2 separate regions of the Homo sapiens genome follow, and region 1 is linked to region 2. The links are chromatin loops, found by intact Hi-C in ENCODE. Cell type or tissue: K562. All regions are shown on one strand. Each heading gives the region's core, and the rest is flanking DNA. Links, peaks and the distances in the headings are about the cores only. Region 1 overlaps GLI3 (GLI family zinc finger 3). Region 2 holds the start of LINC01448 (long intergenic non-protein coding RNA 1448).

Region 1 (12,880 bases), core at 6,384-8,883, 690 kb before region 2:
AAGGAAGGAAGAAAAAAGAACCCAACAGCAAGATATTGCTACGCAACAGACAGAATGAGAAAGAGCTCAGCCAAGTTAAAAGTTCTTATGTCATCTCTTATGTGCTTGAAATAAAAACAAGATTGAGATGCACTCTGCTAAGGACTGCAGTTTAAAAAAAGTGATTTTAAAAACTCAATGATCACACCAAGTTTTATATCCTTCAGGTTAAGAGTTAGGGCACACATTTCCACAGTGCAAACCCAAGAGAAAAAGAAGTACTTATTGAGGAAAAAAACGCCTTTCCTGGTATTCTCAAAGTACTTGATTATTTACCTCTCAATAAGCTCGGCACTAATGTTTTTATCTCAAAGGATCTCAGAATAAAATGTATGTGATACAAAAGCACTCACAGCACAAGACTAATTTCTAAAGAAAATTATATGGGAATTTTCATATGTAATACCCATAGCAGGAATGGTTACATCAAAATGAAGTGAGAAAAACTAAAAAAATCTAAGAAGTTTTTACAATAGAGGTGGCTCTGGTATACAAGGAAAAACTGAGGCCTCACAGTACCCACATTCTTACCCCATGTCAGTTACCTGAGGAACTCAGAGGTTCACCCTTTCAAACAGTATGTCGGCCTAGTTTGTTTTACTAAGTAGTAATATGTTTTATAATAAAAAAATTAAAATAAAGAAGGAAAAGTCTTGACCTAGATGGAGAGGAAAAACTGCTGGAGTGTTATAAAACTGAGATGATATTGTTCTTTGTTGAGAACAAATGAAAATGAGTCCCTACTTTAAACATAGGCATGTAACTGGCTTGCAAGAAACTTCTGCGGTATAAAGAATTTCACTCAGGTTCGAGTGGGACTAAGTAAATCTAGTCCAGCAACCCACTGGATGCTCTGTATTACCTCTATAATACCCCACACCCATGGTGTACAATTTAAACAACCTCACATTGCAGTACAGGAGCTCCCTTTCCCCTGGGTAAACATTTTGGACGGGTCTCAGAGGACAATTCGGTTTTCCTTATACCAAGCCTAAATCTGTCTCCCTATGGTTTCCATGCATTGGACCTTTGATCCATACATTGAGGACAAGCTGGATGCAGCTCCCACAGGACAGCCAACCACCAACAAATATTTGAAAGCAGTTATCATGTCCCTTGGCACTTTCTGCCCACCTTCAACTTGCAAAACTTCTCTTCCTTGGTTCTTCTTTATTTTTTCAGAGATGGGGTCTCCCTATGTTGCACAGGTTGGAGCATAGTGGCTATTCACAAGTGCTCACTGCAGCCTTGAACTCCTAGGCTCAGGTAATCCTCCAGCCTCAGCCTCCCAAGTAGCTGGGACTATAGGCGCAAACCACACCTTCTTATCTGGTTCTGTCAACCACTCTACACGAGGCAAGTCTGGTTCTTTCTCTACCTGATCCAATGCCTATACATCAGTGTATCTTTAGAAAGTGGAGTGCCAGACTAAGGTGCTCTTTTCCAGAGATACTTTGAGTGTAATTCTAATAACATACTTCTATTTCTATAGTTGAGAATCACATTAGCTAGGCTTGGTGGAAACTATCTTTGTCTTGTAATAGTGAACTTATAGTTGATTAAAGGTCCTATGTTGTTATCATAATTTTTAATCTCCTTAGAGCTATTTCATGTTTTTTATTTTTCAAGATCTCTGAGGATCCTGATTCAGTCACTAACTGGATATAAATATTCCTCACAAACAACTCTGATGATAATTGCACTCCACAACTTCATCCTGGAAACAGGTACACCAAATTGTTATGCAGACCAGGGCTGGGAGCCCAGCCCAGCAGCACGATTCTAGAAACAGCTCCCTTGACTGATGCCAAGCCATGCCCTTATCATCCACCCAACAACTACATCTCCTAACTGCTGTTTAACACAACCATCTTCCTCTGCCTTGGCCGTAGTTTCTTATTAAAGGTTTTGCTGAAGTCCCGTCAATCATATTTACTGTATTTTCCTGAACAACCAGTCTAATGATATTGTGAAAGAAAATATCAGCCCGGTCTAGTGTGACAGTTTTCTTAGTGAACCCAGAGGGTATCAATGATCACCATTTTATCTTATAACAGGACAACACGTTTATGATAATAAAAATAGAGTTTTCTCTAGAATTGACTTGACCCTACCCTTGGAACTTTCTGAATTCATTTTCTTGTCCCCTTTGAAAGTACAGAACGATAGTCACCACTTTCTATCTCCCCCAGCAAATTGTTCTTTTTTTTTTTTTTTTTTTTGTAATTGATCAAAAATTTCTGATATTGGTTCATCGTGCCATTTGTAAGGAATTGCAGTCCTGACGTTGCCACTCAACTGGCCTCTGACTCCCTTACCAATCAACGATCTTACTCTTGTGTCAGCTGGGCACGCATGCTTCCTTTTCCTGCTGTCTCTGTTCCCAATGGGAAGCCCCAGGAGAACGGGTCTCATCGGCGTCATCACTGTCCTCTCAGTTCTCGTTCCAAACAAATAACAAAATGAACAAATGAACATTCACTTGGACCAACACAGAAGATGAGCAAACGAGGAAGTGAGCTGCTTGCTTTCACTGCCATTCGTTGATTGTAAACCATTCATTCCAAGGGATGTGCCTCCCCGTTCCTGGATCCCACAGCATCCTCTCTGTGGCCATCAGGACCCACAGTAGCCCCAGTGGACTGGATATGTTCAGGTAAGTCTATGTCACTAGTTCTTTCTTATTTCCACATATTTACTTTCTTTCAATCTTTTGTATGTATCTAACTTTATCAAAGAATTCCATTGAGATCTATATTCTTCAAACTTGGTCTTTTCTTTCTTAGATAATCCATGAATGCTTACAGTGGCTTTCTGGAATGATCCTCAACTGACTTGCAGCACTTTCTCCAAAGTCTCTTGCTATTCAACAAGGCCCCCAGGGAAGCCAGGATTGACACTCGGAGCTGCTCCTGGGCACCTGCTCCTGTGCCTGCACGAGGCTCCAGAGGCTGCCCTGAGAGCTGTTTCCCTCTGGAGAAGCCTCATCTCTGCCTCTCTCCATGTGAGGCTGCGGCTTAAAGTGGGACGGTAAATAACACAGGGCTGGGTAGGGGAGTGCACTGGGAGCTTGGAGGTTCAAGTTAAGAAGTTATGCTTCTTCTAAGTGTTGCTTCCAGCTTTAAGTTTAGGATAATCGATAGCACACCTGACCACATCAATAGACAGATGCCTCTTCTGGATGAGTTCATGGGTTTCAGCCTGAGTGGAAATATTCAGTTATAGATGAGCATGTGATTTTCACCTGTGTTTTGATCAAAGAGTCTGAAGTTTCTGATGAAGTGTTATATTCGCTTTCAATGGTATCTAACTGGCCATAAACATGTGGGAAAATATCAAACTTGAGGCAACTTGACTGAAGTGGACAGGGGAAGGGGACTGTCTTTGTTGGGGTGAAGTGTGAGATAATAAAATGCATACATTTAATAGTTAAGAACATCTAAAGGCCAAACCTTCCTTATATGCACCAAGCAGCCATTAAAACAATATGATTTGTGTATGAGGAAACTGATTAATCAGTAGCAAACCACTCACTAATGAGTTTAGTGGCCTTCAATATGTTTTTTAGCCTTGCTAGACCTCCTTGTAGTTGGTTAGGTCATTTTTAAGATTCCACAACTAGGAGGGACCACAGCAATAATGTCCAGGAAGGAGGACACAAACCAGCTACTAAAAGAGGATTATGTTCATTCCTACAGAACAGAACAGAACCTACACCCCATTCCTCTGAATCACCATTTAGAAATAAAATGTGGTCAATCTACCAGTCTATTTTATTTGTCTGAGTCCACCTAGCCTAATGCTTTGACTATTCAGTCCCACTTTGTTTAGGGGAAATGTGGCCACTGTAGATGTGGCCACTGTAGATGTATGGAGTTATTTGCTGGGTAATGCCTGTGTACCCACAGATAGCAGTGTCATAGAGCACTCCACAGCCAGACTGAGTCCCCAGCCCAGGGGAGCTTAGGCAGCACTCAGGCAAGAAGGGGTGGTACTGAGGGAAGCAGAATGAAGTTAAAGGTGAGACCACCTGAAAAAGGCAGAGCCTACAGCTTAAACCCTGCCATAGCTTTAGCAGTTTCTGAAATAAAGCAAAGAGAATCACCATATGGCCCAGCAATCCCACTTCTAGGGATATACCCAAAAGAACTGAAAACAGGTGTTCAAGCATGAACTTGTAAATGAATGTTCATAGTAACACAATAGCCAGAAAGTAGAAACTCAAATATCCATCAACGGATGCACGGATAAACAAAGTGTGGTATAGCCAGCCATCCAAGAGAATATTATTCAGCCATAAAAAAGAACAAAGCACTGATACCTGCCACAGCATCAATGAACTTTGAAAACATGGTAAGTGCAAAAAAGGCAGACATCGTACAAAAGGTCACATTTTGTATGATTTCATTTATAAGAAATATCCAGAATAAACAAATCCATAGAGACAGAAGGCAGGTTGGTGGTTTTCAGGGGCTGGCGGGGAGGGGGAATGGGAGGTAACCGCTTCATGCATACAGAGCTGCCTTGTGGGGTGATCAAAATGTCCTGGAAGTGGACAGTGTTGGCGGTTACACAACACTGTGACTGCGCTCAATGCCACACAGAACTGCAAACTTCAAAATGGACAAAATGGTAACTGCTATGTGATATGTATTTTACTGCAACATGTTTATGCTAGCCCAGTGAGTACACTGGCCAGATCCCTGGCCGGGGCCATCATCTCTCCTCTCTTCCTCCCCGACTTCCTGCTGGTCCTCACCGCTCGTGCCTCTGAGCAGAAAGGATAAACCTAATGAGCCCAAGTGTCAGCGCAATATAAATTACGGCCAGGGGAAAAAAGAAACGACTTGATGCATGGCCGAGGATCTAAGAGAGGAATGTCCACCATTGTTTGTGATTATGGATCACGTCACAATCTAATAGCCATTTTTATTTAATCAATAATTTCCATGCTGAACAGACAGCCCTGTTACAGAGAATCGACAAGCAGGTACTGATAGCGACAAGCCTCGTTATTAATCTTTCCTCTGCCGGCTTATCAGCCAAACTACTGTAAAAGGCACCACCAAGATGGATTTTAGAATCCACCTTGCTCCTCTCCCCCCTCCCTTTTCTTCTTCTCTCTCCTGTAACATTTCATGTAATGCAGACACTACATTTACTTGAGTAACCTGGGGCTTGTGTAGCATAAAAAGGCAGTTCACGTTAAGCAATTTCACAAATCAGTAGGACCTAGACCATTGCTCAGGGTTAGCCATTATAGGCTAATAAATCATACTTTCTCTTTGAGTTGTCAATCGCCAAAAAGCTTTGTACAAGTGCTGGCATCTGTAATTCCGTAAAGGCTTTTCATCTTAAAATAAGATGCTCTGGACTGATAACAAGAATAATCCCCTCTTGATCAAGAAAAAAAAAATCTGCATTATATCAATTAAAGCTACAGCCAGAAGCCAAATGGCTCAGTACTGAGATTCCAGTGAAGTTTATCTCTGCTAAACACGAGGAGGAATACAGTGAGGGCTGTGTTTCACTTGCAGCTTGACTGCTTTATCTTGTGGTAGAAACTGCACCAGAGGAACCTGTGCAAACTCTCCCTGCCCCCAGGAAAGGCCACCAGGAAGACCTCCTCTTCACAAACTGGGCTCTCCCGCATGTCCTAGAGAGCTCCTTGGGACAGGTCACATGTGCTGAAGCACAAGGGAGAGCCTAAAGAAACACCATGTCCCTTTAGGCAGGTAGAGCAGCCGAGATAAGATTGGGCCGGTTATGTTAGAGACATGGTTGACCGGAGAGAGTCCTGTGAATCTAACAGAAGACAGCTGGTGCAGTTTTGTTTTCCTGATTAGAAAGACATTTTCATTCCTGCCAAACAGATCAGGAACTACATCCCATTCATCTGAATCACCACTTAGAAATAAAATGTGGTTGACCTACCTGTCTATTTTATTTGTCTAAGCCCACCAGACCTAATGCTTTGAATATTCATTCTCTGTATTCGTCCAAAACAATCCTGCCCTGATTGGAAGAAAAGTGGCCACTGTAGATGTATGGAACTATTTGCCAGGTGATGCCTGTGTGCCACAGGATTATATATTCATAACTAGAAAATAAGACACACCTTATTTTTTTTTTTTGAGACAGTCTCACTCTGTTGCCCAGGCTGGAGTACAGTGGTGCAATCATAGCTCATTGCAGCCACCTCAGCCTCTCAAGTAGCTGGGACTACAGGTGTGCCTCACCATGTTCGGCTAAATTAGTATTATTATTGTTATTTTGTAGAGATAGGGTCTTGCTATGTTGCCCAGGATGGTCTTGAACTCCTAAGTTCAAGTGATTCTCCCACCACGGCCTCCCAAAGTGCTGGGATTATAGGCATGTGCCACTCGCTTGGCCTGGCACATCTTATTTTGCACAAAGCAAAATAATGACAAAGGAAAAATGATAACAATCACAATAAAAGCTAACTGGCTCTAAAAACTTGACTAGCACTGTAGTAGGTATCTCCCATAAACTATCAGAGATAATTATCCCAACGACCCTGATAATCCTGTTTTAAAGAAAGATAGCAGAATCTTAGTACCCTTTGGTAAAGAGCCTGATGCCACACAGGCAAGACACAGAGGTTCCATGGGTAACGTCTCCTCCCAGCACTCAGCCAGCAGCCCTGAAGCTTCTGACTTCTCTCTGGATATCATGCAGAACATCCACATCAGCTGCTCAAACTGTACTCGTAAAACATCTCCAAACTATCCTCCCAAATTTTAAAAAATAATTTCAAATAACTTCCACTGCAGAGTCTCACTTCTGGCCCTACCCCAGTCTAACCTTGCCCTCTTTAATACACTGTACTTGCAACTTGCCAGGTTTTGCAAGGCTCAGCCCCATCTTTCTAAAGCTGATGCTGGCTCAAGCCATTCCTCTCATCAAAAGCATTTAATTATCCTTACTCCACCTGGAATAAAAGTCAGACTCCTAGTCTAGCAATCACATCTCCCATGACATGGTGCTACTCGGCTCTTTAATCTTACTACCCACTACCCTTCTGCCTTCCGGACATACTTTGGTTCTGCTCTAACTGCATTACTTATCATACCACTCTTCAACCAAAAAGCATAAAACAAATCATTTGTAATTATATTTCTAATTCAAAGAGATGCCAAAAACCTCAGTCTTTTATTATATTAGCTATAATCATAGATAAAATTTTCCCATACTTTCTGTACCCTTTAACTTCTTCCTGCTGTCTTCTCCACATAGAATCCCCAATGCCTTTCTGCAATGGTCTTTCTGTGTTTACATCCACCAGTTTATTCCATACCATGCTCATATCCAATCTCCATGAGATGTATCTTTCATTCCTTCTTCTGTGCCTTCACCTTACTCATTTTCCCACTGTCCTGCTTGTACATCGATAGTACTCATAACAGCCTGCCCTGTATGCTCCCCTTACTCAAAGGGATAGCCCCCAACCCCAGCACCCTAGATCGGACATGCATGAAGCGTTTTCTTCTAGCTGCTATGCCTGCAATTTCTGTAGTGGCCACCAGGTGGTGACGATGGATCAACAGCAGATGAGTAAACAGGTAAGATGAACAGCAGCCTGCATAGGCGAGCCTGTGCAACTGAAATCAATGGTATACTTATGACTATTTTTAAATGTTCATAAAAGTGCACTTAATCTCTCCATTCTTCAGTTGAGTGAGTTTATTAGTACTACTTGCTATGGATTTTTCCTTATGTTTGAATAAAGCTTTTGAGTTTACAAAGTACTTCCATTATAGGATCTCATTCTATCCTCATAAACAAAAAACAAATTAAAAAACCCAGTGAAGAACCTAGAATGGATATTATTATCTCCACTTTACAGATGAGACACGGAGGATTTACTGCAGGGTGACTTACTTAAATTCAGAAACAGTTTCTGGCAGATGTAGGAATGAAAGACAGATCTCCAACACATTATCTGGTGTTCTTCCCATCCCCCACTCACTGATTAATGCTGGTTTTACTGGTAACTGGGTGGGGTCGGGTGGAGTTGGTTTAAGTTTAAGGCCTTGGCTTACACATTGTCTCCTGAGGATATCCCATTTACAGTTCTCTTCTCTTGCAACATTAATTGTTCTAGAAAAAATAAAAATGCCTCCATGGTAGTATTTGGCTAATCCCAGAGAAGCCTAAATATCCCCAAATCTTAAAAAAAAAGTCCTCGCATTAGAAAACTGCTTTCTGTTCCCGGAGCTCTGTTTTATGTCAAAGCAGGAGCCTGATCTCCAACTCTGCTTGCTATGATCTCAGAAGTTGGAGTCTGTGTGACTTCCCTAGGCCTGAAAAAAAAAATAGTGATGGAGTTTCTCCACCAAGAAAACGGGCTTGGCTGGTTATGGGCCTTACTGAGAACTACTGTGTGCCTAACCTTAGCAAATGTGGTTTTTAAATTAAGCTCTGCCAGTTTACACACGCACACACACACACCCACCCCCCCACACATAGGTATATTTAAGTAGCTTCTTACTAGAGACATTTTAATGAGATCATCTCTTATTTCTAATCTGAACATTCTAAAGAACATTTAAACAGGAGAAACTTTTTCTTTAATCACAATTTTTTTTTGTTTTTCTTACGTGTGTTTTTCTTTCTCCACACTACGCGACAAGAGGAAATATTTAGGGCAGAACTGGGGGCAATACTGTCTCCCAGGGACATCTGACAATGTCTGGAAACAGTTTTGGTTGTCATGACGAGGGAGGGAATGCGCAGGACAGCCTCCCACTATAAAGAACTGGCATCTCATGGGGAGAGGCCTGGGATGCTGCTTAACACCCTACAATGCCCAGGACAACCCCCAACGCCAGAGAATGATCTGCCCTTATGTGCTACAGTGGAGAAACCTTGGTTTGGTGTAACCACCGAAGAAAATTTCCAGAAGGATGTCAGGACACATGAACAGGAGAGATGGAATCTCCGCACTGCAGAAAAGCACAAGGAAGAACCTGCAATGGAAGAAATGAACCCAGAGCGCCGCTCCAGTTCTTCTCTTGCAGTGTTTCATGAACTGGGGGCCTATCGACATCTTTCTGCAATTACTAATTTCATGCTGACATACCAACCCCAACACTGCCTGAATATTAACCTAACCCCTGCTTTTATACGTGACATGCATGGACACAGCAGCCTCTAAATATCTTGACATTTTTCTCTCGTAAGCAGAATCACTAACATTTTATTGAGTATAACTTTTTTAGCTAATTCCCTCACCGTTTTATGTGGTAAAAGTCACTATTTTCCTTGGGAGCAGAGCAGGCCGTGAACCCAGGTCTGTCTGCTTTGAAACACATTCACACTGTACTGCCACTGGGTAATGATGGGAAACAAAATTATTCCTTCAAATCAGGTGCTAATTCTTCTCAAATCATCATCATCACCACCATCATCATCATCATCATCATCACCACCATCATCATTTCATCAGGCCTCAAAAGTTTACCTGCATGATTTACTTTGACCCTAACCATATTTTCCACCTGTTTCCTAGGAGTCTTTTCCAGTATTCCTCTGTACTCCTCCCTCTCTCAGCCCATAGAGTCGCAATACACAATTATGGCTTCTTTATGTTTCACCTCTTGTTGTTCACTATGCTTTTATGTTTCCTTATCTCCTCCTCCCAGTCAGACTGTCCAGTCTTTGAGGGTGTAAATCATGTGTCCACCACAAAGCTGGGGCTGTGGGTACCACATGGGCTGTCCCCAGCCCATGTAGCACCTGCCAGGGCTCTGCACATCTCATCAAGAGCTGTTGAGCAAATGGCTGATCCACTAATGTTGGCTTGTACTTTTCCTAATAAACAGGAGAATACATTATGCCAGCAACATCTGCTATAGGCAAGCATATTCAAATGAGGTATGCAGCCCAGCCCAAAGTGACCACCATTCCCACTTGTCTGGAGTGGATCCATACAGAATATTCCAGGGCACTAACTATTGGCAGAATCTAGAATCTCACCTAAAGTATCATTGAGAACCAGCTAAAAAGCTTTCAATAGGAAAATGTTCCCCAGATGTCAGAAACAGTTACTCGGAGGAAGATTTTGATGAAATATTTCAGGGAGTATACAACGGATGAATGAATTAAGAAAGTAACTAATACATGGCCGCCTCTTAAACTCCACCTGGGGGCAGTCACCCATAACTGTTCACAGCCCCCCGCCACTCCCAGCCCACCCCAAACTCCCTCCCAGGCTGAAAGGGGAGGGGGACTCTGCACAGTACTCCTGGTGGCTGCCAGCCAGCTAGCTCGCACTTGAGGGAGAATCTGTTTACCATCCCTGTCCTAAGGACTATCCAATTCAAACTTTTTGCTTTCTTTGACTGAAACCAAGGTTGAACGAGGCAAGGCCAGGTCTTATTCAGCAGACACACAATGCGGAAGAAAAAGGAAGTCTCTTGGCTTCAGTCTAGCGTACATCCCAGTTTAGCAACAATTAATATAAAATAAGCCACAGAAACCGACAGTGCCACCGCATTCTCCTCCCCCACTCAACCCAGCGAAACACACACATAAAACAATGAGAGACTGAGTGACCTCTTCGAGACCCTCTGTCTGTTTCTCATTAGACCTACTGCATGTGATCTGTGCTTGGCCTTGGACGTTGGGGACAGCGTTTATTTTCATGGCTGTTTCACAGTATGATAAGTGAGAAAATAACGTTCTAAGGGGTCAAATGGTTCTAAGGAGGTCATCCCAAGAGTCAGGGCAGAGATGGGGCTGCCACTCAGAATCCTAGCTGGGCCTGGGGGGCTCTGGCCGGTGGACCACACAGCCCTCACACACCCTCGCAATCAATCTGATCTCCTGAGTGTCTCTTTATGGGAACAATTTCTGCAGGTGCAATTTAGTCAGCAACTTTAAAGAGAACGTGACCCTTAAGGCAAAATTGTCAAAAGATGGCTTTGAAGTTTGTAGTTCTTAGTCTATATTTTATATGCCGTGTTTCCAAATAATTAGAGTAACCGAATTAACTAGCAACTCCATGTAGGGAAAATAAGATCAAAATCTCCACTCATTTGTTTTATGTTTTATGTGCACACAAAACTAATTTCTGCCTCATATCTGAGACCCCTATCGCATCTTAAACTCAATTTTCTCTTAGGTAAGGATAGACAATGCAACTTTAGCAAAGGGATCGAAATTATATGGGAAACATTTAAAATGCAAATTTAGGATCACGGTATTAATGTGAAAAGAATGTCTTCACATCCTAACTCTTCCTTGCGTTTCTACAGACACATCAATTCTTCACAAATTAGATGTGTTTTCTTTATATCTAAATCTCTATATTAAAAAGAAAGCCCCTCATTTTCATGCTGCTGATGTATAGAATTTGTTTCCAAATGGCAGCAAAGGTGATTATGACTGTGTTCTTCTGATAAAGGAAACTTCAGCATGCTTTTAGAGATCAAAATTCGCAGCATATGAAAGCATTTTAAAATCCAAGTAGGTGGTTAATCACTCTACAAAAAGATGAATTTTTGACACAATGCTTCACGGAGACAAATGGAGGATTACAGAGACTTGAACGCCACCCAGTTGAAGCTGGGTGCTAACAGAAATACATCTCACTTTCTCTGCGGTTCTGCCCCACAGGTAGAAGACAACATCCCCCAGTGCGATTGCCAAGGGCCCTGCAGGGTTATGCTGCTGGGGATTGGGCTGGGGAATAAAACTTTTAAAATCATTTGACTTTTTAAAGACCCTTGGGGATAATATTACATGTGTTATTTCTTACACAGAAATACGGGGTTGGATTGTTGAAATTGAGGGTGAAGAGTTGCAGAGTTACAGCAAACAGGTGGACATGAAGTATGGTGATGATACTATTATTCTTTCGATCTCAGCACTGATGTTTTCAAGCATAACCAGCCACTCAGCAGTAATGACTCCACACTGAGATGGAAGTTCTTTATGTTTATTCCTATTCCTCCTCTTAGAAAGCCTCTCAAAACATAGTTGGTATATACAATGTCATGCACAACCAAAGTGTGCAGGTTTCAGAGAACCTGAGACTAACGTGTGCTGCAGGCTGTGCATATTTCAGACACCTCAAACATCAAAGACCCAAAGATGGAACTTACTTCTCGGACAAAATTAAAACATGAGGGAAATGGATCTCCGTGTAGACAGAAAGCATCCTTCCTCCTTGGAAGAAGTTGGGCTGAGCTGTTTTACATAATAAACATAAGCTAAACCAAATAACATCAGCACAAACCAAATAGCATAAACAGAAAGCAAAACCAAACGACACTTTGAGAGTGGATACACTACAACTCTCAGAAACACATTTGAAGTTATGATTCACGTCTTTTATAATATAATGCTCAACAAAAAAAAAGGTCTGGTTAATTTAAAATTGAAGAAAAATATGGACTTTCAACTCATTTTGAGATGTTAGAATGTGTGCCTTTCAAATGGCAAGAGAAAATACTTGCATCTTGGCAAATCAATAATAAATTCAGTCTTCAATGTACTTGGAATTAATTTTCTTTCTATATACTCCTCTTGCTTTTTTGTTTCCTTCAGTTTTAACCGACACCAAGAAAGGGATGAAGTACAAGAACAAAGCTAACAAAAATACACACCTATCTTCTTAGCTTCTGGTCACAGAAGTAAATTTATGACAAATTTAATACTAGCTTGAGAGTAACTAAGCCCAGTTGTAATTATACTGCTGGAAAGAGAAATTAATTAAACATCCCTGTGATAAAGACCCAGCAGCAAACCTAGAATAAACACATAATTGGTGAAGAAGAGGGGCTTGAAATAAAGGAGAAGAGAAAGGAAAGGCGAA
Region 2 (12,880 bases), core at 6,861-9,360:
TTCAGGCCTATTTCTTTGGCAGATAGCATTTATCCAGAGGTTTAGTTTTGTTCTAAAGTTAATCTCGCTGCTGTTAGTCATACCTCCAGCATCATTCTACTTTGAATGTATGATAGGACAGGGGAGCAAAGTTTGCTGACTTTAATCAAGCCAGATGACTTTTCATATTCACACCAGCTGTTGGCATATGCTGAGTTTTACTTTATTTCCTTCTCCTGGGAGTCATTCATTAATAGGTATAAAGAATTGCCCTAAACATTTTTTTTGGCAACTTCACATTTCAATCCACAACTGCTAGACACACTAAAGTATTATATTTGCAGTTAGCCTATGCAGCGTGCAGATTTTTCCTAATAGAGTTCTACTTTAAGTCTGCCTCTGTTCTTATCCATAGAAGGGGAAAACTTAAGCCAAAAAGGAAAAAAAAATTGGATGATTGCCACATATCTCTGCAAATATGGGTTGGACGTGAAATAATTTAAAATGCGGTAAAACTTAGTAATTTAGCATATGGGTTAGTGAACATGCACATATTTTGCCAAGAGCCTGCACACAGATGAAAAGCCCATTTTCTAGACGCCAATTCATGGGGTTCTACAAGCCCCTTGTTTACTTTATTCATTGCAGAGCCTATTTTTATTTGTAGTTTTTGTGGCAAAATTGTTGGTAGCAACTATAAAACCCAGGCAAAAGTCTTAGGAATGATCCTTTGCTACCCACATTTATATCAGCAATCAGCGGGGTTGGGGGGTGGGCGGGGAGAAAGTGGATAAAGCAGTGAAATATAGACCTGCCAAGTGATTGCAAAAATTAGGAAACTCCTCTTGAAAGAAAGTAGTGGGTTATATACGGATGTTCTAACCTTTCATGTGTTGGATGTACCCCAGAAGTTATATATCTCTGTTGTCAGCAGCCACATGGAGGTAGATAAGGGGAGAGATTCCAGTCTCTTTCAGCATTCTGTGTATCATTTCCATGTACAAATATCTGCTTCAGTGTCAGCAGTTCTGTACAGAGAAAAAGCACGTGGAAGGGACGAAAGAACAGAGCAGCCAGGTTCCAAAGAACAGAGCAGCCAGGTTCCGAGTAGATAAGGCTGTCTGTCACCTTTTCAAGATTGACCTCAGCCTTTCAGGAAACCGAGGTAACAACATGAAACTAGTGAATTCCAGTGGAGAAACACTGAGTTGAATATTTTCAGCATCCTGGGTTTTCCAGGATTTTCACAAGTGAGAAATGCAGAGACGATGGTGATAGGGAAGCTCCAGCCTGGGCCACACAGCAGCGTCAGTGCCTGCAGGACAGCAGCTGGCACTGGTGGTGGTGAAGGCAGCGAGGCTGGTCCGAAGAAACAGAAGGAGCAGCAGATACTTTTGAACCTCATGTTAATACTCTAACAAAATCTCTTTTACTTCATTTATTACAAATTGGCAAAGGAAAAAGAAACCATGTTAACCAAACAAACAAAAACAATAAAAAGTTAAAAATAACAGAGCAGAAAGCATGACTGCAGAGTGCCAATGGTCATTGTTCTCTTTAGCTTGTGCTACTTAAGAAAGCTTCATCTGCTTTTTACTTTTTTGTTTTCCAGATTTTCTGTGATCACTTTCTTTCTCTTCATCCTCATGTATTTAATTTTTGTACTGATTTATTTATTAATCTGTGTTTTAAAAAATCATATCATGTTTCAATGTCGTGAGGTTCTATTAAGCTTAGATTGTAAATATTATATTCTAGAGAATTTACTGAGTCAGAAGAGAGATGAATAAAGCCAAGTTCATCAGTCGAAGCTTCAGGGACATTTAGATAAATAAACATAATCATTGCATTGACAATAGTTAAACACCATCTGGTGAGGATCAGTTCCTGAAATGGAAAAGCTGGGAGCCAAGTGAGTAAAGTGGGAGAGAGACTCCTTCTGGTCAGGGAAAACATAGAACTTGGGTTCAGCGTGGGAGTACTGCATTTTTAAATTTCTGTCTTAGCATCTATGGTTAGCGAAACCGTCCCCCTGCTCCCTAATAGAGAAGTCACTTTGAAGGTAGGTGGTGGCAATGTGGAGCTCTGACAGATAAGAGACCTCTAGAAATCAAATCCTTCATTACTGCTTCCCAATGAATCTGAAGTCATTGGAAATAGCAGAAAAATTATGTAAGTGCTGTGACATCTTACTCAGAGTTAATGGGGTTTCTCGTATACCTGCTATGTGCCAGGCATGGTGCTGGAGGCCATAAAGTCATGTGACCTTGAAGGACTTTTGGCTCCTACCATCAAGTTTTGGAAGAAGTTGAAAGGAGTCTTTGATAAAACTTGGTGAAACTCCAAAGTTAAATTAAGCAACAATTGATAAGAACTGGGGACCCATTTCTGCCTTGGCTCACATGATTACTTGCTCTTTCCTATTTCTCCTCCTTCTTTCTGGCCCTGATAATCCTGACAGTCCCCATTCCTGGTTTGGGCAGTGCCACCCGGCACAGAGTAAGAACTGGGCTGTCCAACCATGGACCCAAAGGGAGTCACAGCCAGACCTCAGAGGATTCTCAGCTTTCAAACCTATAGACCTGGATGCCAGGCCTCATTCTTTCACTTTCCATCTCTGTGACTATATTCATCAAAGCTTTCCCAGGAAATGGAACCAATAGGATTATCTATCTATCTATCTATCTATCTATTCATCTATCTATCTATCCCTCCATCTATCTTTCATCTATCATTACCTAAAGAGATTTATTATAAGAAATTGACTTATGAGATTATGGAGGTTGAGAAGTCCAAGATCTGCAGTTGACAAGCTAGAAACCCAGGAGAGCTGATAATGCGATTCCAGTCCAAGTCTGAAGCCCTGAGAAGCAGGAGAGTTGATGGCATAACTTCCAGTCAAAGTTTGAAGGCAGGAGAAGAGCCCTGTTCCAGCTCAAAGACACTCACAGAGAGAGAGAGAGTTCTCCCTTCCTCAGCTCTTTTGTTCCAATCAGGCCCTCAACAGATTCAATGAGCCCCACACACATTGAGGAGGGCACTGTGCTTTACTCAGTTCACCAATTCACATGTCAATTGCATCCAGAACCATCCTCACAGACACACCCAGAATAACGTGTGACCAAATATCTGGGTACCCTGTGGTCTAGACAAGTTGACATGTTTTGATGTGACCTTGGGCAAGTTGCTTAATCTCAGAGCACCTCAATCACACATTTGTAAAAATGGGACTAATTCCTCACTGGGCTAATAGGTTTAAATTGTAGGCAACATCTTTGGCACAGTGTCCGTTCAGTGGGAAGGACTTAATGATCAGCAGGTATCAATCATGTCCACAACAGTTATCATACCCCAGGAACTTTGTAGGTGTCAAGCTCTATGACACCAACGCTTTAGACATATTATCTCACTTAATGCTCACATCAACCCTATGAGGTGTTTTTATCCCCATTTTATAGTTGAGTAAACTGAGGCTCAGTGAGTTATACCTTGTCCCTTGGTCACACCAATAAGTAGGCCATAAAGCTAGTATTTGAACCAGATGTTCTAACCCCAGAGCAAGCTCATAGCTGTTACACTGTGTTTCCTCAAGCTAGAGGCCACACGAATTACATAAAAGTTAATTAGCCCACCATCATTACTTATTTTAATTTGTAGCATTACAATAGTATTATTCTCTACCATTTTTTATTATAAATACAAAGTATTCCAGCTATGTTATGTGGTAAGTAGGTTTTTATAAGGTAGCCTGGAAGCCTAACTGCCATTTATAATACCATTTCTGAAAATGTGATCTGAATTTTAAACAACCAACCTAAAAATGAGCTTTGAATAGTGACATGTTTTCAAGTTGGGGCCCATTTGCTGAAATCAGCAAAACGGGGTAATGCTGGTTCAAGTTGTTTCATTACAGGTTTCTTTAAACATTGTTGAAGGTTGTTCTATGAAAAGCTATGCTAGTGTCTCTCACAGCACTCCATATTATTGGACTAGGTAGCCCCAGGACACAAAAATCAAAAGTATTCCCCTGAGTACTCATCCAAGTCAGCAGGCAACTGAATTGTAGGCAAACTCTGAAGTAGGGGGAAATAAGGACAGATTTGCAAGTTCTAGCTTAGAAATTCAAGAGACTTTCAGGCACCCCACCATGCAGGCATCCCCAGTGCTCTGTCCCTGCAGAGGCAAGGGCTCCCACTTGCCCTGCCCACTTAGAGCAGCTTCACAAGCACTCGAACACTGGAAACAGAAGGGCCTCAGTTTGGCTCACAATTAGCAACTTACTAGCTGTGCAACCTTGGCTTTCTAATTAAAATAACATCTCTAACCCTCATTTTTTTTCCATCTGTAAAATAAGTCTAATCATAACTATTTGTAGGATTGCTGTGGGATTACATAAAAGCTTTTATATATAGTTCCTGGCAACTGCGTACACCTTCAGTATAGAGCCATTCTTCACAACTTCTCTTATCTTTTCTGCTATAATTTCTGGGCAGGTTGAAGGTAGAGATAACAGTGATTGTTACCCATGGCCTGAGTATAGACAGCCAAGAAAGTGGTGGAGGAAGGAAGGAGGCTGGGAAGTGTTGCCCATACTTTTGGCCATGAGAAACCCAACAAAGCTCTGCCAAATGTGGGGTTCCCATTAGTGAGGCTTTCTAGGTTCAGGTTTCATTTTTTAATTTCTGCCCTGAAGACATGCTGATGGGAAACAGAAATACCTTTATTCCACCTGGATTTCAGGCAGCTTGTTCTTAGGCTGCTGCAGGCACCGGGCCCTTCCTGGAAGAGGCAAGGAGGCCAGGCCCAGGTGGGAAGGCCAGACAGTTCAGTAGGGTCACTGCACCTCTCTCCTTCCTTGTCTTTGCCAACTTTGAAGAAAGCCTATTTGAGCTAACATTTATCCTAAATGCACTTTCTGAAAAACTAATGCAAATCTAATAGGTAAGATCTTTATTCCAAGGAGCAAATGCTTCCAAATTATACCCCTATTAAAAAATACAATTTAAAAACCACATGGCAATAACAAAAAACTGAAGGGTCCATAAATTAGGAAAGAGTCATACCCTTGTGCAAAATAAAACTCTGGTCTATAAGACACTTCAATCCAACCAGAAATTCTGTTTGCCCCTGGGTTTTACATATCCTCAGTTCGCTCATCAGTACAATTTGAGAACTTAGAAATAAAAATAATAGAGATACTTTAGTACTCAATTAGTCATTCTGCCTACTGAAAACAAGGATTAAAGCCTCTATTAATTAAGTCACAGTCAACAACAAAACCTTCTGTTGTGTTTTGTTCATTTGACACATATTTAGGTCATATTTCTATACTCTCTTTCTTCCTCATGGACTATATCGTGTTCTCAGAAATAATTTAAAAATATTAATGACAGAAAGTAATATGAAATCCCTAGTCTACAATTTTATTTTCATTTCTTTTAACCTACTATATCTTCTGCCTTTGGCTTGGAAGCCCCTTATTTTTTTTTCCTAGCATGTTATGTCATGTTTTTATAGCATGGCTGTGCTAATGACTAGTATTGAAAAATTCTGAAATGAAGGTAATTAGTCTCAGAGAGGTTAAATTACCCAAAACCACCCATCTATTGAGTGACAGTGTCAGGATTCAACTTCTTGTCCTTTGACCCCAAATCCCATATAATTTCCAATATAAATAAACTGTCAGGATATTTCCAATGTATCTGGATACTGAAAAACAGGTGTTAGATCTATTTTGTTGGGCTCTTATGAGAAAATAATTTTGGTAACTCCAAAATTTACTGAGAATTATTTCAGTCTTACTAATACATTAACTCATGATTATTCCCAAGTTGATTGAGGCATGAGTTCTATATGTATAAAAAAGACTCTGGGGCCAGAACAGGATGTCTGGGAAGCCAGAGCCTCTTGGTACAATCATGAAACAACCTAGAGTTCCTTCCTCAGTGCAGACTGTTTTGGCTCTAGAGTCTTTCTGCACAGATAGAAATCATGCCTCAATGACCTTGAGACTAATCATAAAGCTACTTTAGTATATGGGCATGATGACTCCAAATTGGTACCACTGACTTCATGTTAAAGAGTTGTTAAGACTCCAGTAAGCACATTTTTGAGATAAATAATTTAGACAAGGGAAAGTAAGCTTGTACCAAAAAGGTCAGTTCCAGTGCCTGTCATAGTCATCCAAGAAACTGCCAAGGCCATAGTCAGTACTGAGGAAGGACCCCTTCGTCATCCTGTGAGCTGGGAGCCGTCCACTGTGCCACAAGGCTGTGGCTTCACAGCCATCCTAACTGCATGGGCTATCTCAAATGGCCATAGTCAAGGTAACCAGTAAATTATGAATTGGCCTGACAAAAAAAAAAAAAAAACTATAATGAAATAGCCTCTTTGAGGGGTTTGAAAATGAGACTCCACTTATAGTCTGAGCAGAGGATAAAATAAGGAGAAGGAAAATAGTTGGGAGCACCAAATAAGTTCAAGTAATGAGTAAACTTTAAGGCAGCAATAATAATAATAAACAATAATATACAGTACTTACAAAATGCCATGCTCTGTTTCAAGGGCTTTATCTCTCTTGACTCATTTAATCTTAGCAACAAGTGCATGTGGAAGGATAATTGCCAGGAGTTCCTCAATAATGACAGAGGTTACTTCTGACGCCATTACAGCAACAACCACAGAAAGCAATAAGACAGCAAAAGGATTACCCGGCCCTCCAGACACCTGGCTTACACCATCACCATCCAGCTCTCTTCTCTGCATGGCCTGGTTCCAAATACTTCTTCCTCTGAGATTCCATTTCCTCCTCTGTATCCCTAAGATAATCTCATTACTAAAGGTAGCATAAATGGGTTTCTGTTCTTTGCAGCCTAACAATGTGAATTGACATAAAGCTCATTCACAGCCATATTGAGTATAGTTAGAGAAAAAAATTCAGAAATATAGGTCCATAGTTCAGCATATGCTCTGAGGTCATCAAAGTAAGCAGAACTCCCCAGAAGGAATATGAAAGAATTTTCAATCTGCATCGCCAGTGGAATTAAACAAATAATGTGCAATATATTCACATCAGTACTTTTGCCTTTTGCACAAAATCAACTAACTATGTATGCAACCATGTCTGATACTTAGCACTTCAGCAAATGTTTGAATAATGTTATCGAATAAGAAAGTGGATGTATGTGTGTGGGGACACAAATGTGTTATGTCCTATGGCCACCTGCACATGATACCAAGAACACTGTCAACATACATGTTATCTACAGATAGGGAAGAAATAACAAAGAGAAACAAAAAGCTCGTGAGGCTACTGTGTGATAGTAAACGCCAGGAAACCATGAACTATCTGTACAGGACACATTTGCCTTTGTACCCCAAGAAGTTAGCACAGTGCCTCGCACATAAAGAACTCTCAATTCTTCTGTAATTGAATGGAACTGAATTGATCTAGTTACTATGTATCCTTGCTTAATCTCCAGGTAGCCATGTGATTGCAATGAATACCATTAATGCTGATGAATTTTATTATCTTATGAAAGCATTAAACTTCTGTACCTGTTAAGATCAAACTTCTGAAATTTATTGTTGCAGGACTTTTCCTTAGTTCAGCTAAAGACTGGGTCCTTGTCCATCCCACAGCCACAAAAATTTAGGCTTACAGGCTGGGCGCGGTGGCTCACGCCTGTAATCCCAGCACTTTGGGAGGCCGAGGCGGGTGGATCACGAGGTCAGGAGATCGAGACCATCCTGGCTAACAAGGTGAAACCCCGTCTCTACTAAAAATACAAAAAATTAGCCGGGCGCGGTGGCGGGCGCCTGTAGTCCCAGCTACTCGGGAGGCTGAGGCAGGAGAATGGCGTGAACCCGGGAAGCAGAGCTTGCAGTGAGCCGAGATTGCGCCACTGCGGTCCGCAGTCCGGCCTGGGCGACAGAGCGAGACTCCGTCTCAAAAAAAAAAAAAAAAAAAAAAAAAAAAAAAAAATTTAGGCTTACAGATGGTTTGAAGAGTAAAGAAGGGTTTGAGTGAAAAGGAAGAAAAGGGGGACACAGAGACTCTCCGCGAGGCCAGAGTTCTCTGCTAGAGCGCTTCCTGCCTCACCGCTTGAATCCCACGCTACAGACAGGAAGAGGAGGGGCCAGACTCCTCCTCATTGCAAACTGCGGGAACTGCCGTAGCTCCACCCCAGTGCTCATTGCTCCGAGGGCGCAAGTCTGTTGGAGATTTTCTGGGCCCCCCCATCTGACTGTCTCTTTATTTCCGTAAGATGGCTTTGTTTATATCACACACACAAAAAATAAGAACATAAAGGAACCTTTGGAAAAGATTGTATGATGTGCTTGAATTTTTATTTTTTTAAATCGTAAGGTATTTTCTTACAGACAACTATAAAGAAACTTCAGCACCCACCAGCCTGCTTTATCAAAATAACATTGGTCTCTGTTAACTGTTTTTTAAATTTATTTTTATTGAACTCCAGATGCACAAAATCAGATTAATCAGAGTTCTTGGTTCTTGACACAATATGATCCTCGGCTCTTTCATGGCTTTCAATTAGTTATAGATTACTTTATTCATGTAGTCATTTTTTTATTTTGAATAATATGAGTACTCCTGAATCCACAATGCAATCCAAAAACTTAACACATTAACAATAACTAGGCTTCACCCTATCTTGTGTTCCTGCCTACCCCTTCGGGACAAACACTATCCTGATTTTTGTGTTTGTCACTTTCTTGGTTTTTAAAAAACATTTTATTATATATATACCACATATAAAAAATATCATATATATGATATATATATAATATATATATATATAGTCAATATGTTGTTTTCAACCGATACATTATTTTACTTGTTTTGACCTTCATTAAAAGCGTATCATGTTACACGAAGTCGTCTAACACGCGTTCCAGGGACTCAATATTACATTACTAAAATTCAACTGCGTGTTATATGTCTCTGGTCCACTCAATGCTGGCTTGTTCTGTTGTGAAGACTTGCCTCAATTTTGCATGATTTGGGGTTGTTTGCCATTTTTACCATTAGATAAACTACTGGTGAACATGCTCATAGGTATCTTTTGGTGTGCTGTGCAAGAGATTGTCCTGGGTGTACTTCTTATAGTGGAGTTTCTGGGCCATAGGATATATGAATAACTACCTTCCTAATAGACTGCCAAGACATTTTCCAAAGCGGTCGTCCCAATTTTCACTCCCACCAGTTGGTCCATACACTCTAATACATGGTTAGTCAGATTCCTTAATTTTTCCCAATAAAATAGGTGAAAAATGACATTTCATTCTGGCCTTGATTCTAATTTCCATGGTTACTAATGAGGTGGAATATTTCATCATTTTATTGGCCATCTATGTTTTCTTTTCTATAAAGCACTCGCTGATATATTTTGCATATCTTTTTTATTGAATTGCTTGTGGCTTCGGAATTTTTTTACATAAAATAAAAATTGCAGATAAAGTTGAGATCCTCATGTAGCTATCCTTGTCACATTTCCTTTTTCATTCCTCAGCATAAATCACTATCATTAATTTAATGTTTCTCTTTCTTAGGCACCTTTTGATCAATTTATCATATATTTGTGTATATATAATATATACATAGTGCTATTGTGCTATTTTTTAAACTAACAATCAATAGCATCCTATTTGTCAATGTTTGTAAAACTTACTTTTCTCTCAACATTATGTTTATGAGATTTATTCTGATTGTTGTGGCTCTCATTTTGTCTTTTAAACTGGTATATAGTATTTCACTGTATAAATATACAAAAATATATATTTATGCATATTCCTATTGATGGACTTTTAAGTTTTATCAATTTATTTTACTATCATAAACATTATGCAGGAAACCTGATTATATGTGTCTCCATATGCACATATGCAAAAGTTTCTCCAGGAAACATACGTAAAAGTTAAATGGCTCAGTCATGGGCTATGCACATCCTCACCTTTAATAACCATCACCAAAGTAATTGCACTAAATTCCACCACCAGGATATGACAGCTCCTATTTCTCCACGTTTTTTCTAACATTTAGAGTATTTAGTTCACTCGTTTTCCCCAATCTGCTGTGACATAGTATATTACTATAGTTTTAATGTGCATTTCTATCACCGTTAATGAGTTTGAGCATTTTTCAGATGTTTGGATTCCTCTTCTATAAATCTCTTGTTCATTCTTTCCTTGTTTCAATTTTTTGAGGTTTATTTTTCCTATTAACTTATATATTATAAATAAATTATCTATCTACTTACAATTTATGATTTATTGTATATTATTGTCGTTTATCTGTTTTGGGGGTAGATTTTGAAACATTTTCTCCTACTCAGTACCATGTCTATTTCTCCTTCCCTCCTCCTTTCTTCCCTCTTTTCTTGTTTCCTCCTCCCTCATTTCCTTCCTTCCTTCCTCCCTCCCTCCCTCCCTCTTTCTTTCTTTCTTCTTTCTTTCCTTCTTTCTTTCTCTCTTCCTTTCTTTCTACAAAACTTGTGATCTTAATGTAGTTACATTTGTAATTTTTTCGTTTTCACATTTTTGTTTGTCTTTGTCTGAGATGCCCTCTCCTAAGCTAATACCATAAAGATATTCTCCTATCATTTTTTTCCCAAGCATCATACAGTTCCTCAGTCATCTTTAGGTCAACATTCCAGCCAGAATTGATTTGAGGGCATTAAGACAGAGAGCTGATCTTGCTGTATTTATTAAGCAGTGCATTTTTCCCCATCATTTTGTAAGGCTAGCTCGGCCACGGATCAGGTTTCCATGCATAAATATGTGCATTTGTGACCTACTTCTCCAGCTCTGCACTGACATTATGCTACACAAAGCTCTCCAGCTTCCTAAGATGTCATATCCAATAGGGCAAACACTTCCCTCATGATGTTCTTCTTCAAAAAAGTTGTTTTGGCGATTTGTGGCCCTTCACTGTCCAATGAAGTTTTTAGACTCAGGTTGTCAATTTCCACAAACTCCTCTCTGGATTTTAACTATAACTGTAGTGAATTGCATGGAAATTGCTTTTCCTAACATAATTTCTGGCCTGGTCTTTTTTTTTTCTGCCTTATTTTCTCTTAATCTTAAATTTGTTTTAAATATTTTTCATATTTTACTACAAACTACTATTAATTCTTTTTGGTACTAGGCAGGACATAATTGAGCAAAATGGGTGAATAAGAGCTTCTCTATGTTTCCTGTGGGTAAGCTAAGTACTCTGGAGATACAATGTTTTGGGTGGATTTAGAATCTTGCACATTCCTGAATATCAATCTCATTAGGCAGTAATATAAGCACCATATCCATTTTTAAAGTGTGCCAGAAGGCAGACTAAATCCATCCTAATCCCAACAAGAGAAAAAACTTGTTTAGGTTGAGATGGGGGAATAATTAACCCTCCTATCTGAAAGGGAACAAATTATTATTCCTGCACCTTTCTATAAAACATGAGCACAAGCACAGGGTCTTTCAGCGTACTGGTAGAATTATTTTATTGTCTCCATCTTTATCACTCTAACTTTGAGCTAAATTCATATGTGAAGTATCCTTGTGTGAACGTTGTTCAAAATAGCATCACTTTTCTTTGCATTAAATGAGCTTTACCTCCTTTGCAGTACTAATAGCGGTCATTACCTCTAAGAGTTGTACTCAGCGATAAGATAATGCCCCACTATCTGAGATTTCATAGTGCCTTTCACCTAATATTCACTCTGCCTCTGAAAAAACATGAGTGTAGGTCCCATTTTATAGATGGTGAAGTCTGGGTACCAAAAACTGAAAGACATTCTATTCCCTCTATTAAAACTCTATGGAGTTAAAAAGGAGCACAGCCTGGCAGTCACCTTTGTGGAGAGTCCAGCCATGTAATGCACACTATAATGCAGGAGGGCTGAGTTTGCGGATTAAACACTGGCATGGTTGCCAAGGTCTGCTTTCTTTATGTGTCTTGGACCCAGCCAAGACCAGCATGCAGTGACTTTGGGATCACTAGGCTTCTGTTCCTATGAGTTGCTCATTTCCCAGCCTTTCCCAAAGAGTGTGTTGGAAAACAGAGGGATGTGAATAGATAGTTATACATGAAAATGGATTCCTTGGCCATATAGGCTTGAAAACATTAAAGCGTAAAAAAGCTTCTCAAGTGTAGAATTTGTGAACTCTGACTATGTCATTGTTAATCTCCAAAAGGATCCAGAAAATACCACATCCTCAAATATTTTGATAATAGCATTCTTTTTATTACACAGCAGCAGTCACAGAACTAATGCAATACACAAATAACTGGGGACCATCGCTCAGTGGATTTCAAACAAATATATACTTTGATACATTCAAATCCTGAATGATATGAAAGAATTACTACTAAATTCCTGTTGAATGGTATAATGTTTAAGGAAACACTTGTACATTTTTTTAAACATTAAAACACCCAGATTAGAAACAGCATGTCTGTCCCACCTGACTGGGCACATTTGAGAAGGCTGGACCTTCTCAACATTCTCAAATCTCACCTACCTCAATACAGAAAGGAAGGTGAGAGAGGCAGTCAGACTGTCACTCATCAAATGGCAAGAAACTTGAATCAGTGTGCAAAAAGAATGTTAGAGGTCATCTCGCACATCCTTGCCTTCATCATCTTAAATGTACTGGCAAAGTATAGACTCCCTTGGACTATCATAGCCAAGCTCCTAGACTTTACTTTATGAGCAGGTGCTCTGCCTAGGGGAAGACACGGCAGCAAGATGGCGGACATGAACTATGCAACCACAGCTGCCTTTTCTGGGGTTCTGAATCGATGTATACCCATGAGAGTCTATCCTGCCACAGGACCATCAAATTCTCCAGCCTAAAATTTCTGCTGGAGTGAGGGATAGGATAAACAATA

The links. Hi-C counts contacts between places; a loop is a spot of excess contacts. Peaks named below come from ENCODE experiments on the same cell type or tissue, not always from the same donor. Only the 100,000 strongest peaks of a DNase experiment are listed, where the experiment ranks them.
Region 1: a loop joins it to region 2, with 2.4 times the contacts of the local background. A loop is called at or near these places in 2 of 110 quality-filtered maps.

The regions. Positions count from the first base shown.
Region 1 is chr7:42,007,240-42,020,119 of GRCh38, forward strand. The region is part of intron 10 of GLI3 (GLI family zinc finger 3); the gene reads right to left. Among named protein-coding and RNA genes, the nearest start is that of GLI3, 220 kb to the right of the region's middle. In K562, for the core only: a CTCF peak has its summit at 7,584 (motif pointing right); a DNase peak (open chromatin) is centred at 7,592.
Region 2 is chr7:42,698,695-42,711,574 of GRCh38, forward strand. LINC01448 (long intergenic non-protein coding RNA 1448) reads right to left here and starts at 7,753. Exons shown (of 3, transcript NR_110833.1): 1 at 7,537-7,753. In K562, for the core only: no CTCF peak of the experiment used is centred there; a DNase peak (open chromatin) is centred at 8,137; H3K4me3 peaks cover 315 bases.